5 separate regions of the Homo sapiens genome follow, and all the other regions are linked to region 5. The links are chromatin contacts, found by Hi-C or POLR2A ChIA-PET in ENCODE. All regions are on one chromosome and are shown on one strand. The core of a region is the stretch at or near the end of the contact, and the rest is flanking DNA. Distances in the headings are between cores, read along the strand shown. Region 1 holds the start of MS4A1 (membrane spanning 4-domains A1). Region 2 overlaps SLC43A1 (solute carrier family 43 member 1). Region 3 holds the start of STX3 (syntaxin 3). Region 4 overlaps SLC43A3 (solute carrier family 43 member 3). Region 5 holds the start of ZFP91 (ZFP91 zinc finger protein, atypical E3 ubiquitin ligase).

Region 1 (2,778 bases), core at 255-2,754, 1.9 Mb before region 5:
AGAAACCCTTCATCTAACCCCTCAAGGCCTTTGGAATTCAGCCCTGTATGACTTCCCAAGCTCATATCCCACTACCGCCACCAGAGCCACTGGTCTATACATGTCCTCTACCTTCTTTCCTGAATCTTCTCAACTTTGAAGTGTTCCTTCTCCCTCCCTCTTTACTTTCAATCAAACTCTGCATTAGATATGCACATCACCTGAGGGCGTTCCTGCTCTCCTTGCCTGATTGCAAGGAATTCTTCAGAGCTCCTAGCTCTTTGCTTTCCTTACTAGACATCAACTACTTTCTTCGGAGAATCCTGTATCCTACTAGACTTGCATAGGGAACCTGTTTTCTATGTACTATGAGCTCAGTTACATTAAGCTGAACATCAAACTCAGCTACTTCCTCAGGGAAGCTTAACAAGTGCTCACAATGGCCAGGTGCAGTGGCTCACACCTGTAATCCCAGCACTTTGGGAAGCCGAGGCAGGTGGATCCCCTGAGGTCGGGAGCTCGAGACCAGCCTGGCCAACATGGAGAAACCTTGTCTCCACTAAAAAATGAACAAACAAACAAAACACACACACAAAAATGCTCACAATGCTGGATTAAACATTTCTTTCCACCGGATTCTCAGTGAGATTAAGCCATTTTATGGGAAACAGGGAAAGGGAATCACTTATATACTGGATTCAGAAAACAGTAATGGCATGATTAAAATTAATCCTTGTTTTCCTTCATTAGAGCTCCCCCACATCTGCAGCGCCCCCTCTTACTCTTGGTTTCCCATGTGATAGATTTGAGGCAGGATTTCATGCTCAACTTGGTGTCCACAAATCCCCTCCAGAAAATGTTAGCCTGTAAAGCCACCTATACTTCTAGGTATATTTACATTTAATGTAGACAAAAGCATTTACAGGAAGACAAATGGAGTTTTTTTCATTATGCCTATGACTGATTATTTTCTCATTTGGTATTGGGAAGTCCTAAGGGATTCAGGATTTTAGTTCCAATTTTCCTAATGTAATGGGTACCATTGCCCCCATTTTATAGATGAGGAAGCTGAGGCTTTAGAGGTTTAGTAATTTGCCCAAGGTTATATTGTTTGTTAGTGGTAGAGCTCCAGTTTGAACCCAATGGTTTAGAAACCATGATTTAATATATATGCTGCAATCTACTACTTTTGTGGAATGATTCACAGTTGACTGCATAGGGTAATTGTTGAGAGGGAGACTGATTAGAGGAGTGAGTGGGCAGCAAGCCTTGATATCGTCACCCCTCCTTAAGTCATAGAACTATTAGGAAGTCTGACTAGGGAAACTCTAGAATTAAGATCAAGAACCTCCAGTCTTCAAAACCATTCTATACCTTATCCATCACCTCCTTTAAGTCATTTAAAGAAAGCAAATTGATTCCTTACCTGAGTCTCCAAGGCCTCAAATCTCAAGGGCTGATTTGGATGCTAGCTGCGGAGTTCAGTGGGTGCAGTTTGTTTCTCAAGCACACTGGGAGGGTGAGTGGTGTAGTCCAGGCCTGAAGATGAAATCGCTGATAGACATCAGGTGACAGGAAATCAGTAGCTTCTGCTACCTTGGGCTTCGCTCCAATTACTTTGGTTTAACACTTACCATAGCTGAAGGAGGTGCAAAAAAAGTTTCTGCCTTACCAGGTTTCACTTCTTGAAAAAGACCCCAGGGGACTGCCTGGCATGCTCATGCTACCTTAATTAGAAGAACTTCTGCAGCCCCCACCCTATAAGCAGGTGTGGATGGTAGGTCCCTGAGGACAAGAAAGATTCTAGAAGTTGGTCAAAGATGGGCCGTTAGCACTGACTTTTACCTTCTGGCTTCACTTTTAGGGCTGAGTAGGTGGGCAGGAGGCATCCATGCAGAGATTCAAGAATCACTGAGGCTGTACACTTGGCAGCACTATACTTAGGGGTCCCCAAATATTGTCCTCATTGGCTCACACTTAAGTTTCTTATGAACCATGTATATATCTTGTGTCAGATTTAGCAGAAATGGCCTAAAATTATACTTTAGTGCCATAGTACATGTACCCAGCCACTCAAAGCAAGAATTAGCCTCCATATTTGGAAATATAAATTGAAATAGCACTTTTACCTCTGAACCCACCTTTTTCTTCTGTCTGTCAAGTTCCCTTGTGTCCCCTCTCTTTTTAGTCTAGTCTGGAGCTGCAGGGTCATCAAGCACAGTACTAGATCAAGTAGGGAAATGGAAGAAGTTGGTAGTGTCAGGAGAGTCTAAATATTTGGGATGTGAATCAAAGTTTTGCCCAAAGATAATGTCCTCTCTCTCCCCCTACAATATTCAACTTTTATGTTCATATGTGGGATTTTTAATTACATTTTTATTTCCCTGTTCATTGCTTCATTTTATTAGAGACACAGAGCTATAGTTAGGTAATTATTTGTTTATTTAATCTAAAGGGATGAAATATGGCAGGCAGCTCTGTTGCCTAATTCGAGGTTCATTCCTGTCTCTCTCTTTCATCTCTTCTCTCTTTCTCTTTCTGCCTCTCTTTTTAAATTTAAGATAGTTTGGAACCATAGGGTTAGATCCACTGGGTAGAAGTAGTTCTGGGGAGGCTGATTGTGGTGTGATATTTAAAAAGATGCCACTCTAAAAAAAAAAATTGTTGGAGCCGTTCATTAGGGGAACTGGCTACCATTTCAATAGAGAATTTACTTCTTCAAGAATACTCAAGTAAAGTCATGCAGTCACCTCTCAGAGATGCTGTAGAGTGAAGGAGAGTGGGAACAGAAGATCCATC
Region 2 (2,982 bases), core at 154-2,653, 1.1 Mb after region 5:
AGGGACCGTGCTGCAGGGGGAGGGGAGGGGGGGTGCTCACAGGCCAACCCCTCGCCCTTCCCTGTGTCTCCACAGTGCCTGCTTCACTGCGTCCTGCACCCTCATGGCCCTGGCCTCCCGGGACGTGGAAGGTGAGTTGTCTGTCCTCTTGTGGCCCCACAAGAAAAGAATAGGTGGGATGAAGGCGGATGTTTACCCCAGCTCCCGCCCTTGGCTTCCCACAGCTCCCCAAATGCCCTCATCTGCTGCTTTCCCCTTTCCAGCTCTGTCTCCGTTGATATTCCTGGCGCTGTCCCTGAATGGCTTTGGTGGCATCTGCCTAACGTTCACTTCACTCACGGTGAGTGTCACAGGCCTGGCCTGGCAGCAGAGTTCCCCCGAGTGGGGTGAGGGCAGAGTGAGTGGGGTGAGGGCAGTATGAATGGGCTGGGGGAGGGGCCTGTGGACGCAGATCACTAGATCAAGTGAGTGTGTGAGAAACTGTGCAGGTGGCTGCAAAGAGCAGGTGTGAGGCTGTGTGTGTGTGGATGAGGCTGTGTGTCGGGGTGTATGTTAATGTGTGTGTTTGTGTGTACAGAGCCCATGAATGTCCATGGAGCTCTGTTCTAGGTCCTGGACTACAGCACAATCAGGACTGACCGAGTCATCCTCCCTGCTGGAGGTTACATTTTGGGGGTGAGGGGCACAGATAACCCAATAAACAAGTAAACTAATAAATTATGTCAGTCGTCATAGGTGCTGGGAAGAAAATAAAACTGGGTAACATGATCTTGAGGGGGAGGGAGCAGCTTGAGATAGCGTGTGCACGCTTGCCATGTCGTGGGAGAGTGGGTGTGTGACCCCGTCCCTGTGAAAGCCATGAGTTGGTAGGTGTGTTTGTGAGTGTACTAGGTTGAACCATATGAAATTGTCGACACCTCGTCGTGCACATGGCTTGACCTATTACATGTGGTGAGTGGTGTATGTGTGTTGCTCAAAGTGTGTTTATTTATGTGAGTGTGTAAACGCGTTAAAGGCTTAGGAGTGTTAAAGGCTTAGGGAGGTTGGAGGGGAAGGTTCCTGGCCGGGCTGGCTCGGACTGTTTATCTCTGAGAAGGGCTGCCTGACTGGGTGGTTTTGGCTGAATTTCACCTCTCCCCAGCAGCCGCCTTTAATTCCAACCGGGGACATTTCACAGCTCTAAAGGAAGGAAGCGGATCCCTTTCTCCCCGCCCCTCTGCGCAGCCCCTTCTCCCTGCTGTGCAACTTGGCCCAGGGCCCTAAATCCCTTCTCTCCGGCGCTTGACCTCAGACCCTCCCTGGCGGCCGGGTGGGGCTTGTCCAGCGGCTCCTCCCTGCTATGTCCCCGCCTCCTGTAATCTCCAGCCAATGGCAGGGTCCGGCGCTGGCACCGCCCCTCAGCCTCTCCCCGCTCCCTCTGGCCGGCCCCGCCCCCTGGGCCGCTGCTCTTGGCCCAGACTTGGACGAGGACGTCCCGTGCTGAGTCTTGCGGGCCCAGCTGCTGTTGCCACGCACGCTGCAAGGCCGCCAGCCCGGGGTTAGCCGGCCGGCCTCGCCTTACCCACGGTACTGGGCGCAGACAGCGTTTGTGGCCCCTTGGAGGGGAGGGGGCCCTGCCCCTCTCCAGGCCTGGCAGCCTTCCGTGGCGTCCTTGGCAGTGGTGCCTCACGGATGCAGGGTGCAGGAAAACCTCTGCCTGAGTGGGTAGAGGTTTTTCCTGAGCCAGCCACTTCAGGGGAAGGGGGAAGGATAATTTAGTTATATGTGTTTAAACACCATTTTTTTTTTTTTTGTTGAGACGGAGTCTCGCAGTGTCGCCCAGGCTGGAGTGCAGTGGCGCGATCTCGGCTCACTGCAACCTCTGCCTCCTAGGTTCAAGCAATTCTCCTGCCTCAGCCTCCCGAGTAGCTGGGACTACAGGTGCACGCCTCCACGCCCGGCTAATTTTTTCGTATTTTAGTGGAGACGGGGTTTCACCGTGTTGCTCAGGCTGGTCGCGAACTCCTGAGCTCAGGCAATCCACCCGCCTCGGCCTCCCAAAGTGCTGGGATTACAGGTGTGAGCCACTGCGCCCGGCCTAAACGCCTTTTTTACCAGAGCTGTTGAGGCCTCCCTTCAGAGTCTCAGTTTCCCCCTCTGTGGAGTGTGTTTAGGCTTTGTACGGATCCTAAGGTCCTTCTCAGCTGTGGGATCTAGTGACTTGGGGAGGATGGTGGGGCCAGAGGAGGGTGTGTGCGAAGGGCATCCTGACTTTGCCTTCCCCTGCCCTGAGGGCTTGGCTGAGGCAGGTGAGTGGAACACATGATCAATTAAATTCTCTCCTGGTGTGGGTTCTGACCCTGCTCTGCGTCAGAGCCACCTCCTCTGGAGACTGTCTGCCCTGGCTCAGTTCCCTCCCTTATTTCCACCCTCACCTCCCAGGATGTGATTTGTCCTGATTAGGCAGAAACTGGGCTGGGACGTCAACCGAGAGGGTTAAGAGGCACTGCCTATTACCGGGACACAGCCATGGTCACAGCCTTGGGTTAGGGCTGGGACAACGACAATGGGGAGAAAGCCATTAATGTGCTCTGTGAACTTGAGTACACTTTTCCTCCCTGGGTCTCAATTGTCTCATCTCAAATGGGTTGGACAAGATCACTGTTTCTTTCTTTTCTTTTCTTTTTTTTTGGGGGGTGGGGACATAGTCTCGCTCTGTCACCCAGGCTAAAGTGCAGTGGTGCGATCTCGGCTCACTGCAACCTCCACCTCCCAGGTTCAAGCGATTCTCCTGCCTCAGCCTCTGGAGTAGGTGGGATTACAGGCGCATGCCACCATGCCTAGCTAATTTTTGTATTTTTGGTGGAGATGGGGTTTCACCATGTTGTCCAGGCTGGTCTTGAACTCCTGACCTCAAGCTTCCCACCAGCTTCGGCTTCCCAAAGTGCTGGGATTACAGGCATGAGCCACTGCGCCCAGCCAAGATCAGTGTTTCTTAAGCAC
Region 3 (2,700 bases), core at 62-2,561, 1.2 Mb before region 5:
ACCCCAGTTCTAATCCAGTCCAGTGCTTCCCAAACTGTAATGTGCCCATGAATCACCTGGGGAAATGGATGAATAATTAGATTCTGATTCTGCGGGGCTAGACTCAGGCCTAAGCTGCTACACTTGTAACAAGCTCCAAAGTAGATGGACTAAACTCTTGAGTGTCAAGGGCTAGATTTTAATTCTATTAAGGTAGAACCTGTGCCACTGAATCTCCAAGGCTTAGCACTGGACCTCCCCATAGAATACACTCAATAATTATGTACTGAATGAGTCAATGAATATCTGGCTTAAAACCCTATGCGTTAACCCTTTTCTGTATCAAGTTCCATTGTATCAGCTGATCCTCCCAACAAATTCCTAGGGTATGATCATTCCCATTTGATAGATAAGGAAACAGAGACTCACAGTAAGTAACCTAAGGCTTTACAGCTTTTGCGCAGCCAAGGCTGGAGGTAGTCTACCTTCAGATCCTTTGACCTAACCACAGCTGTTCCAAAAGATACGGCGGGGGAGGGGGGGACAATGACACCCGGGGATAACAATTACAGACCACCGGTTGGAGAGGAGCTGACCCATCCCAGCATGTGACCGGCTCACAGCTCCAGAGGTCACCAGAGAGCTCTGAGCTGCTCCCTGGGGGAAGGGGCAGCCAGGCCTGTAGCACCTCAGGAGAGAAACAGGAAAGGGAGAAGGAGGCTGGTCCTGGGCATAGTGCCAGGCAGCAGTGGGCAGGTGGTGAAGGGACCCCTGACCTCCCGGGCCCAAGCACCCGCTTCGGGAACCAGCTCTGGACAGACACTGTCCAGCTTGCGGGGTGGGAGAGTTAGAGGCGTTCAGGAAAATCATTGCCTAGCGATGAATCACCGGGCACATGACCCCGCAGGGGAGGGGAGGGGAGGGTGCGGAACCGGCGCGGGAAGCGGTGGGGGCTTGGGGAGGGCAAGCCTCCGGCTCGGGCCCCCCTCCAGCCTCGACTTGGGGAGCAAAGGGAAGCCCCTCTCCCATGCAGCACCCCTCCTGGCAGCACCCCGCCTGCGGCGAAACTCACGGCCTTCAGCTGCTCCAGACGGTCCTTCATCCTGAAGCCCAGGCGCCCGGAGGCAGGTAGCGCGTCCCAGGTGAGCGCGTCCCAGGTGAGCGCTTCCCAGGTGAGCTGCCGGAAGCGGCGGCCGGGCCCGCCGGGGCGAAGGAGCTGGAGGCGCAGGCGGCGGCGGGCGGCGGCCGCTAGCTAGGAGGAGCGTCCGAGGCCACGGGAGCCTCCGCCGCGCAGCCCCCTCCGCCCCCACCGGCGCCTCGCGCTCCAAATCCGGCTCCCGGGCCGGCGCCGGCGCAGCGCTGATCCGCCCTGGACCCGCCCCTACCTGGCCGCGCCCCTCGCTCCTTCTTAAAGGGCCCGCGTCCCGCCACCGCCCGGCCGCCCGGGGCGTCTCCAAAGCCCCCTTCCCTAACCCGAGAGCCCTCCAGACACGCGTGGAGTCCGGGGAGAGGCCCCTGCACCGGCGGATCCTGCCGCAGGGCCGAGGAAGAGCAAGAGCGACTGTCTGGCTGCGGTCATTCGCTGTCTGTGCCGGGCTCCTCGCTAGGATCCAGTTCTTAGCCGACTCCTTGCTAGGCGGGGACAAGCTCCCGAAAACAAATAAGACAATGTGATGTGGGCTACATTGGGTGGCAGTCGAGTGTTCTAAAAATATCCCGCCAGGAGGAAGGCATTCCGAGTAGCGGGATCCCGCGCAGCCTCAGGGCTGCTGGCAGTGAAAGTGGGGGGATGGAGGAGGTGTCCAGAGGAAAGACCTGGAGATCTGGAGATACAGGACGGTCAGGGTGGTCAGAGAATTTGGATCTTTTGCTTGTTGGAAATCGGGACCGCTCCGAGAAACGTAAGCAGCTCGATGTTGTTAGTGCCAGTGGAGACACTTGGCACTCACAATTTGCAGACGTTTGGGAAAGCATCGTTTCTCAAGAGGACCCCGTTCCCGTGTCTGTAAATCAGAGATGGTACCCACTTCGTAGTTCGCTGTGAAGCCTGTGAGCGAGGAGGGGCTTTAAAATACAGAACTTTGCACTGGAGCGCTCCCCGTCCTCGCAGCCTGCTTGGTGTGCAGGTGGTTCCCAGGCGGCTTCTGCTTCCGAAAAGCAGATCGTCCCTTTATCTCGAGTCTTCTCCCCGCCTCTCCCTCTTCTCCCTACCCTATTTGTCTTCTTGGGAACAAATGGCACATTCATCAGAGTGGAGATCCATAAACGGGACTGGCGAGCCGAAGATTTAATTCTGAAGAATAGGATCTGCTCTGTGCTTTCAGGTTAAAAAGCTGTAAATATCTTTGTAATTCTAGCAGTACTTTGCCCTCTTCTGCCATCTGAACGCGTGCTCCCTGCTGACCTCATCGGCTCCCATAAAGATACGGTGCGTATGGCAGAGGTCGGGCTTTGAGCCGGCCCCGCGGGTCTCGGCCGTAGTTCTCTCTCGCGTCCGGCACACTTCCTTCTGCCCGCTGTGCTCGCTGGGCAGGTTGTCCCCGCCTTAGTACCAGGAGGGCTTCCGCGCCCCCTGGTGGTCATACTAGGAAAGGCGAGTAGATCAGAAATACACACTGTCCCACCTCCTTCCCCTAACACATTTTTGGGGAGTTTGGGGGTTGTTTGTTTGTTTGTTTGTTTGTTTGTTTGTTTTTTAGACAGAGTCTCATTCTGTTGCGC
Region 4 (2,733 bases), core at 1-2,500, 1.2 Mb after region 5:
CTGGTATATCGGGAATGCCGTACTTGGAAAGAAAGTCCCTCTGCAATTGCATAGTTCAGAAGCCCTCACTTTTCAGCCCCGAGGATGGTTTTGTTCATCTTCCACCACCTTTGAGGACCTCGTGTCCCAAAAGACTTTGCCTATCCCAGCAAAACACACACACACACACACACACACACAAAATAAAGACACACAAGGACGTCTGCGCAGCAAGAAAAGAATCTCAGTTGCCAAGCAGATTGATATCACACAGACTCAAAGCAAAGGCATGTGGAACTTCTTTATTTCAAAACAGAAGTGTCTCCTTGCACTTAGCCTTGGCAGACCCTTGACTCCAGGGGAGATGACCTGGGGGAGGAAGTGTGTCAACTATTTCTTTAGGCCTGTTTGGCTCCGAAGCCTATATGTGCCTGGATCCTCTGCCACGGGTTAAATTTTCAGGTGAAGAGTGAGGTTGTCATGGCCTCAGCTATGCTTCCTGGCTCTCCCTCAAGAGTGCAGCCTTGGCTAGAGAACTCACAGCTCTGGGAAAAAGAGGAGCAGACAGGGTTCCCTGGGCCCAGTCTCAGCCCAGCCACTGATGCTGGATGACCTTGGCCTGACCCTGGTCTGGTCTCAGAATCACTTTTCCCATCTGTAAAATTGAGATGAATTTTGGTGTTGAAAGTTCTTCCTGGAGCAGATGTCCTAGAAGGTTTTAGGAATAGTGACAGAGTCAGGCCACCCCAAGGGCCATGGGAGCCAGCTGACCTGCTTGACCGAAGGATTTCTGACAGACTATCTTTGGGGATGTTTTCAAGAAGGGATATAAGTTATTTACTTTGGGCATTTAAAAGAAAATTTCTCTCGGGAATAATTTTATAGAAAAATAAAGCTTCTGTGTCTAAGGCAACTACTGTTTCCATCTCTCTAGGCTTTGGGCCGGGGCTGTGTGTGTGTGTGTGTGTGTGTTTGTGTGTATGTGTATGTTTCTGAGGAGGCCCTACCCTGGCATGAGAGGGTAGGGAATCTGGCTACACATCTAGTGTGGCAGCTGGACCCAGAGGTGGGGCAGGAACCCTGACTATGATTCACCCCGCTGGTCCTGGGATGTGGGCCCAGAGACTTCCTCCCCCAGGAACCCCTCTGCTTCCTCTTCCTCTCCACATCCTTAACTAACTTTAGCAGAACCCTACTCCTCACTACACACCCCCAGCTAGAAGCGCTGGATGGAATCAGAAATTCCTAGTTTGAGTTTCAATTCTGCCCCTCAGCAGCTGGGCAAGCCCCTTAACCACTCTGAGTCACTAGTTCCCCACCTGCAAAGTGCAGTTAATCATTTCTATCTCTGATGGCGATTGTGAGAATGTAAAGTCATTGCAACTGCCTAGCACATGGTAGGAGCACATGAGGGTTTGCTCCTGTGTTTACTCATGACCCTTGGGGAGGACGGGGGCAAAGAGGGAGAAGTTGAGGGTGCAGGAGGAGAGATGGCAGGTGGGTGGGATGGGAGAATCTGGGGCACACCTGCTGTCTCATTCCCACCTTGCTAGGAGAGGGACTAGGAAAGAACAGTGGGAGGCAGGGGGATGGGGGTGGAAGGCAGGGGGTGGCAGGCAGGTTCATCCATCCATTCATTCAACAAATGTTTATTGAGCACCTGCCACGTGTCAGGCCCTGTCCTGGGTGCTGGGGCTATAAAGATGCAGAAGGGTCTGAAACCCAGCTCTTCCTTCTTCCTGTGGATGTCGGGGTGTAATTTCCAGGGGCCAGGAGCCTGGGTCTGAGGGCGGACACCAAAGTTCTAGTGGTGTCTATTAGCAGCGTTTAAATCTAATGGATGGATTTGGTCTTGTTACCCTGCTCAAAAGCTTTCAGCAGCTCCCCACTGTCCACAGGACAAAAATCCAGATGCTAGCCTGGCATTCAAGGCTGTCACTAGTGTGATCTCAACCTCTCCCCTTCCCTCTTTACCTCCTACCAACAGCGGGGCAGAGCCCACCCCTGTGGACCAAGATTCCCAGTCTCTGGGTCTGTGTGTGCACCAGTTCCTCTGCGTGGGTGGCTCACCCTGCCTCAGCTTGTGAAATCCATCTGGTCTGCTGGGATCCTGCTCAAAATGTCATCTTCTCCAAAAATCATTACTCAGGCTTTCCAGCATGTCTGAGTCCCTGGCACTTGGTCACACCCTTCCTGGTGACTGGCATTTGCCTCCACATCATGACCCTCCCACCCCTTGCCTGGGCAGCATACTCCAGGAGGCAAGGTCTGTTCTCGCCTGGCTCTAATTAATCTGTGCTTACCATCCACATGGTACCAGCTAATTCTTGTTGAATGAATGATCGTTGAATGAGTGGATTCTTGTTTTGGCCTCAGAACCAATTAGAAGGAGCCAGAAAAACACATGGGGGTGGGGGAGGTGCAGTGTGGTGCAGTGGAAAAAAACCCTTCTGGAAATCTCAGCTCTGTCACTTACTTTGTCAGCTCTGTGACTTTGGATGGACCACTTCTTTGTCAGTATGGTGGGAGAAATAGACATGCCTCTCTGGGCTGTTGTAAGGATTACAAATTAGGTCGAGTGCTTGGCATGTGGTGGGTTGAACAGATCACAGCTAGCATTACAGATGATATATTAAAGCCAAAAAAAGATGCCTAATGTCCACCAGTTGGTGAACGGACAAAGGAAATGTACCATATTTGGGATATTATTTGGCAATCAAAAAAAGTACTGACACCTGCTACAACACGGATGAA
Region 5 (2,954 bases), core at 200-2,699:
GGTCACTAATGATGTTTTCAGTCATGAATTGAATAGTCAATGTGATTAATTTCTAGAATTTACAAACTTGTGTGCTTCAGTATTCTTAACATGAGTATTATTTTAACGAACAATTTAAGACAATGCTCCTGGCCACCTGTTCATGTTTCCTCTATTACGTCTAGGTAATAAAGGAATTCCTCTCAGATGATTCTAATTTCAAGGATGAAGTTCCTACATTTAAAAACACGAAACACAAAGATAAAACATATGCTACTTAGTAAAAACAAACATTAAAGAATGCTCATATAATTTTATATGAAAGACTCCATACTTAAAATCGTAGCAGTGGGCTTTTAACCTGACCATAATAAGTGGCAAATTTCTCAAAAGAATGAGAAGGGTTGCGAAAAATTTAGAAAAGTGAAAAAAAAAAAAAGCTACATAAACACACTAGTACATCTGGCTCTTGAGCTAACGCGAAGGCGGGGGGGAATCATTTTTGAAGGCTATGATCGGGCTGTGTATTCCCTAAAGGGCATGTGATGTAATACTGGAGAGCCGCCTAAAGGAAAGGGATAGGGTGACAAAGGGGGTGCGGATGCCAGAAAGAGGGATGAGCCTGCGGGTGTCAGGGAGGAGGTGGATCACTAGCGAGTGCAGGGGTGTATCAAAAGATGATTTCGGGGAGTGGGGAAACGGCCCGACAAGCGAAGGTACAGGAGCGAGATGAGGGTGGCGCAGAGAGGAGGCACGAAGGCTCCCGGGGAAACGGTGTGACATCTGGCGTGCGGAGCCGGCAGGGGGCAGACCAGGCAGGATGTCACGTGGAGTAGGCGCTACGGGAGCCGAGAGGGTTGCGTACGGACAGAGGGGGGTCTTTCCCACCGCCTGAAAGACTGTTACTCACAGGAGTCGCGGACTCTTCTTGCCCTGAACTGGAGACGGGGACTTCGCGGCCTGGGGCTGCTGCCCGGGGACGTCGGGAGGCCTGGCGCTGGGGCTGCTCCTCCGCCGGCGGGGATACTCGGCCTTCCTCCGGCGGGACACAGCTGCGGCGGCGGCGGCCGCAGCGGCCCGGCCTCGGTCCCGACCTCCCCTCAGCACGCGGCTGCTAGTGGTCCCTGCAGGCGCCGCCGCGACCGCCTCAGGGGGCCGTTGTTGGGGCTCCTCCGGAGCCGCCTTGGCCGCCTCTCCCCCTTCCTGGTCCTGCTGCTCCGGGGGTCTCGGCTCTTCCGTCTCCCCCGGCATCGGGGCTTGTCCGTCCCCCACCCCCTAGTCCTAGGCGGCGGAGGCGGAGGCGGCGGCCTCGGCGCTGCTCCCCCCGCCCCCTCGCCTCCCGAAGCCTGCGGCTCACTCTCACCCTGCGCTCCTCTTTCCCCCCTCCCCTCCGCCCGGCTCCGAGGGCGCCCCCCCCACCCCCTGCCACTCAAGGTCCGCTACCGCTGGCGGCGCGCGCGCGCGCGCCACAGACGCTCAGCGGGCCAATCGGAAAAGAGGACAAGCCTCCTCACCCCGCCCCTCGCAGTCTTACACGCAGCGGCGCCCCAGGTTCCCTCCCCCACCCCTTCCTTCAGCCAATCAGGAAACGGCTAAAAGGGGAGCGCGCGAGGTTTCCTTCCCCGCGCACCCGTTCTCACCGTTAAACGGCTGTGTCTCGCGACAATCCCAAAGTGACCTTTTTCCCCCCTCCAGACTTCAACGCGCGCTAGGGGCAGTGCGAGGGGCAGGTCTCGCGAGGGAGGCGGGTGAGAAGAAATCGCACCTCTTTCCCCGCCTCACGCAAACCCTAGACTGGCTGCGCGCGCACCTGCCTCCCTGAGGAGCCACTGATACCACAAGGGCTCTTTCTATTCTTCTTTAGGCCGCAGAAGTAGCCTGGGCGTTCTTCCGCCTCCACCCTACCCCACTTTCCTGTCTTTGGCCTTTCTGTCCCCAGCGCCGCCAGATCTTGCGCGGAGAAGGGGGTAGTATTTTGAGCTGTCGCTTCTCCTTTAAGAAAAAAAGCCCCGTCGGTTGCCGGATGAAAGTCTCTGAAAAAATGGCGGCGGCAAAACGGAGGCGGGGTTGTGGGGGCAACGAGGGCCCGCCTCTTGGCGCATGCGCACCGTTAACTTAACCAAGGGCATTCTGGGAGATGAAGTCTTATTTCGCCTAGGCTTTAGGAAAAATAGATGGGAAACCAGAGGTGGAGAGGATGCCGGGAGGTTCTAACTGAGTCACGACGGGAAAGGTAGTTTACTTTCCGCAGTCTAGAGTTTACCTTTTTTTCGGGAGGCAGTGTTTCCGGGTTAGGTCGCGACGCGTGCCGTACATCCGGGCTCAAGCGTCGAGCCAATTGCTGGTCTGATGGGAGGGTTTTTCCTACTTTTTCTTACTTTTTATCTGGGCGTTGGCGTACCTTTCTCGGGGTGTCTGCGTAACTGCCCAGACTTGCCTTGGTTTGGTCAGATGACACCTCCTCTGGGACTGGCTAGCCAGCGTTCATGTCTACATTATTGATCTCGTCTTCCGGTGTGTGAGTCACTCACCTGTGAGCTCCTAGAGGTCAGCGACTAAATCTGGTTCCATGGGGTCCTTGGGCCCTCGGAGCCCTAGCACAAGGCCCACTACTCAGTTGGCTCTTAATCAAATCTGTGAAACGAATTATAAAGTTGCTTTTCTACTAGACCTTGTTGGGACACCAAGGAGCCGGCGTCGGTTGCTTAACTTGGATGCGGTGCCTGACCTAGAGGGAGGCGAAAGGGTTGTGAGCGTGACATGACTGGTGACCTACACCGAGAAGCTGAAGGGTCTCTTAAGCTCTGCGGCCGGAAGCCATCTGCTTCTGCGGTTTATACAATAGCAACTTTATCAGAGGTTACTTTTCTGCACGCTAGCGTATGACATTAATTTGTCTTCCTGATTCATCAAAGGGAATTTCCGTTGCAGTTGGTGATGCAGTGGGCCTCTCCCATTTCTTTTTTCTTTTCATC

What was found. A loop is a pair of places that touch in the nucleus more often than their neighbours do. ChIA-PET counts read pairs that join two places held with the same protein, here RNA polymerase II (POLR2A). Pooled maps may share reads with other maps.
Region 1: a loop to region 5 is called in a map with no recorded cell type, with 9 times the contacts of the local background. The contact joins the promoter of MS4A1 here to the promoter of ZFP91 in region 5. A Hi-C loop is called at or near these places in 4 of 37 single-sample maps with no recorded cell type and 6 of 50 pooled maps.
Region 2: a pooled map shows a loop between it and region 5 (6-fold over the local background). The contact joins the enhancer-like site here to the promoter of ZFP91 in region 5. A Hi-C loop is called at or near these places in 7 of 50 pooled maps. POLR2A ChIA-PET finds 5 or more read pairs at or near these places in 3 of 52 experiments (H1, OCI-LY7 and activated T-cell).
Region 3: a map of CD8-positive, alpha-beta T cell shows a loop between it and region 5 (12-fold over the local background). The contact joins the promoter of STX3 here to the promoter of ZFP91 in region 5. A Hi-C loop is called at or near these places in 2 of 168 maps with a recorded cell type or tissue (CD8-positive, alpha-beta T cell and sigmoid colon) and 12 of 50 pooled maps.
Region 4: a map with no recorded cell type shows a loop between it and region 5 (13-fold over the local background). The contact joins the enhancer-like site here to the promoter of ZFP91 in region 5. A Hi-C loop is called at or near these places in 3 of 37 single-sample maps with no recorded cell type and 5 of 50 pooled maps. POLR2A ChIA-PET finds 5 or more read pairs at or near these places in 1 of 52 experiments (GM10248).

The regions. Positions count from the first base shown.
Region 1 is chr11:60,454,573-60,457,350 of GRCh38, reverse strand. It overlaps MS4A1 (membrane spanning 4-domains A1), which reads right to left and starts at 1,504. Exons shown (of 8, transcript NM_152866.3): 1 at 1,406-1,504.
Region 2 is chr11:57,498,137-57,501,118 of GRCh38, reverse strand. SLC43A1 (solute carrier family 43 member 1) reads left to right here. Exons shown (of 15, transcript NM_003627.6): 4 at 76-131; 5 at 264-340. Among named protein-coding and RNA genes, the nearest start is that of SLC43A1, 16 kb to the left of the region's middle. RefSeq lists enhancers at 1-281, 282-1,057. Within about 2 kb of position 1,403, at least 25 of the 41 ENCODE cell types and tissues checked have a DNase peak (open chromatin) inside an H3K27ac peak, as active enhancers do.
Region 3 is chr11:59,753,987-59,756,686 of GRCh38, reverse strand. It overlaps STX3 (syntaxin 3), which reads right to left and starts at 1,311. Exons shown (of 11, transcript NM_004177.5): 1 at 1,052-1,311. The coding sequence starts at 1,081. RefSeq lists a silencer at 1,111-1,370 and enhancers at 2,241-2,400, 2,337-2,631, 2,397-2,691, 2,381-2,700.
Region 4 is chr11:57,405,113-57,407,845 of GRCh38, reverse strand. SLC43A3 (solute carrier family 43 member 3) reads left to right here. Exons shown (of 14, transcript NM_199329.3): 14 at 1-892. The coding sequence ends at 54. Among named protein-coding and RNA genes, the nearest start is that of PRG2, 16 kb to the right of the region's middle. Within about 2 kb of position 1,250, at least 10 of the 41 ENCODE cell types and tissues checked have a DNase peak (open chromatin) inside an H3K27ac peak, as active enhancers do.
Region 5 is chr11:58,577,558-58,580,511 of GRCh38, reverse strand. It overlaps ZFP91 (ZFP91 zinc finger protein, atypical E3 ubiquitin ligase), which reads right to left and starts at 1,449. Exons shown (of 11, transcript NM_053023.5): 1 at 890-1,449. The coding sequence starts at 1,230. It overlaps ZFP91-CNTF (ZFP91-CNTF readthrough (NMD candidate)), which reads right to left and starts at 1,398. Exons shown (of 13, transcript NR_024091.1): 1 at 890-1,398. It also overlaps a transcript of LPXN not described here. RefSeq lists enhancers at 380-1,071, 1,816-2,045, 1,765-2,457, 2,076-2,595, 2,616-2,695 and 1 more and a silencer at 976-1,395.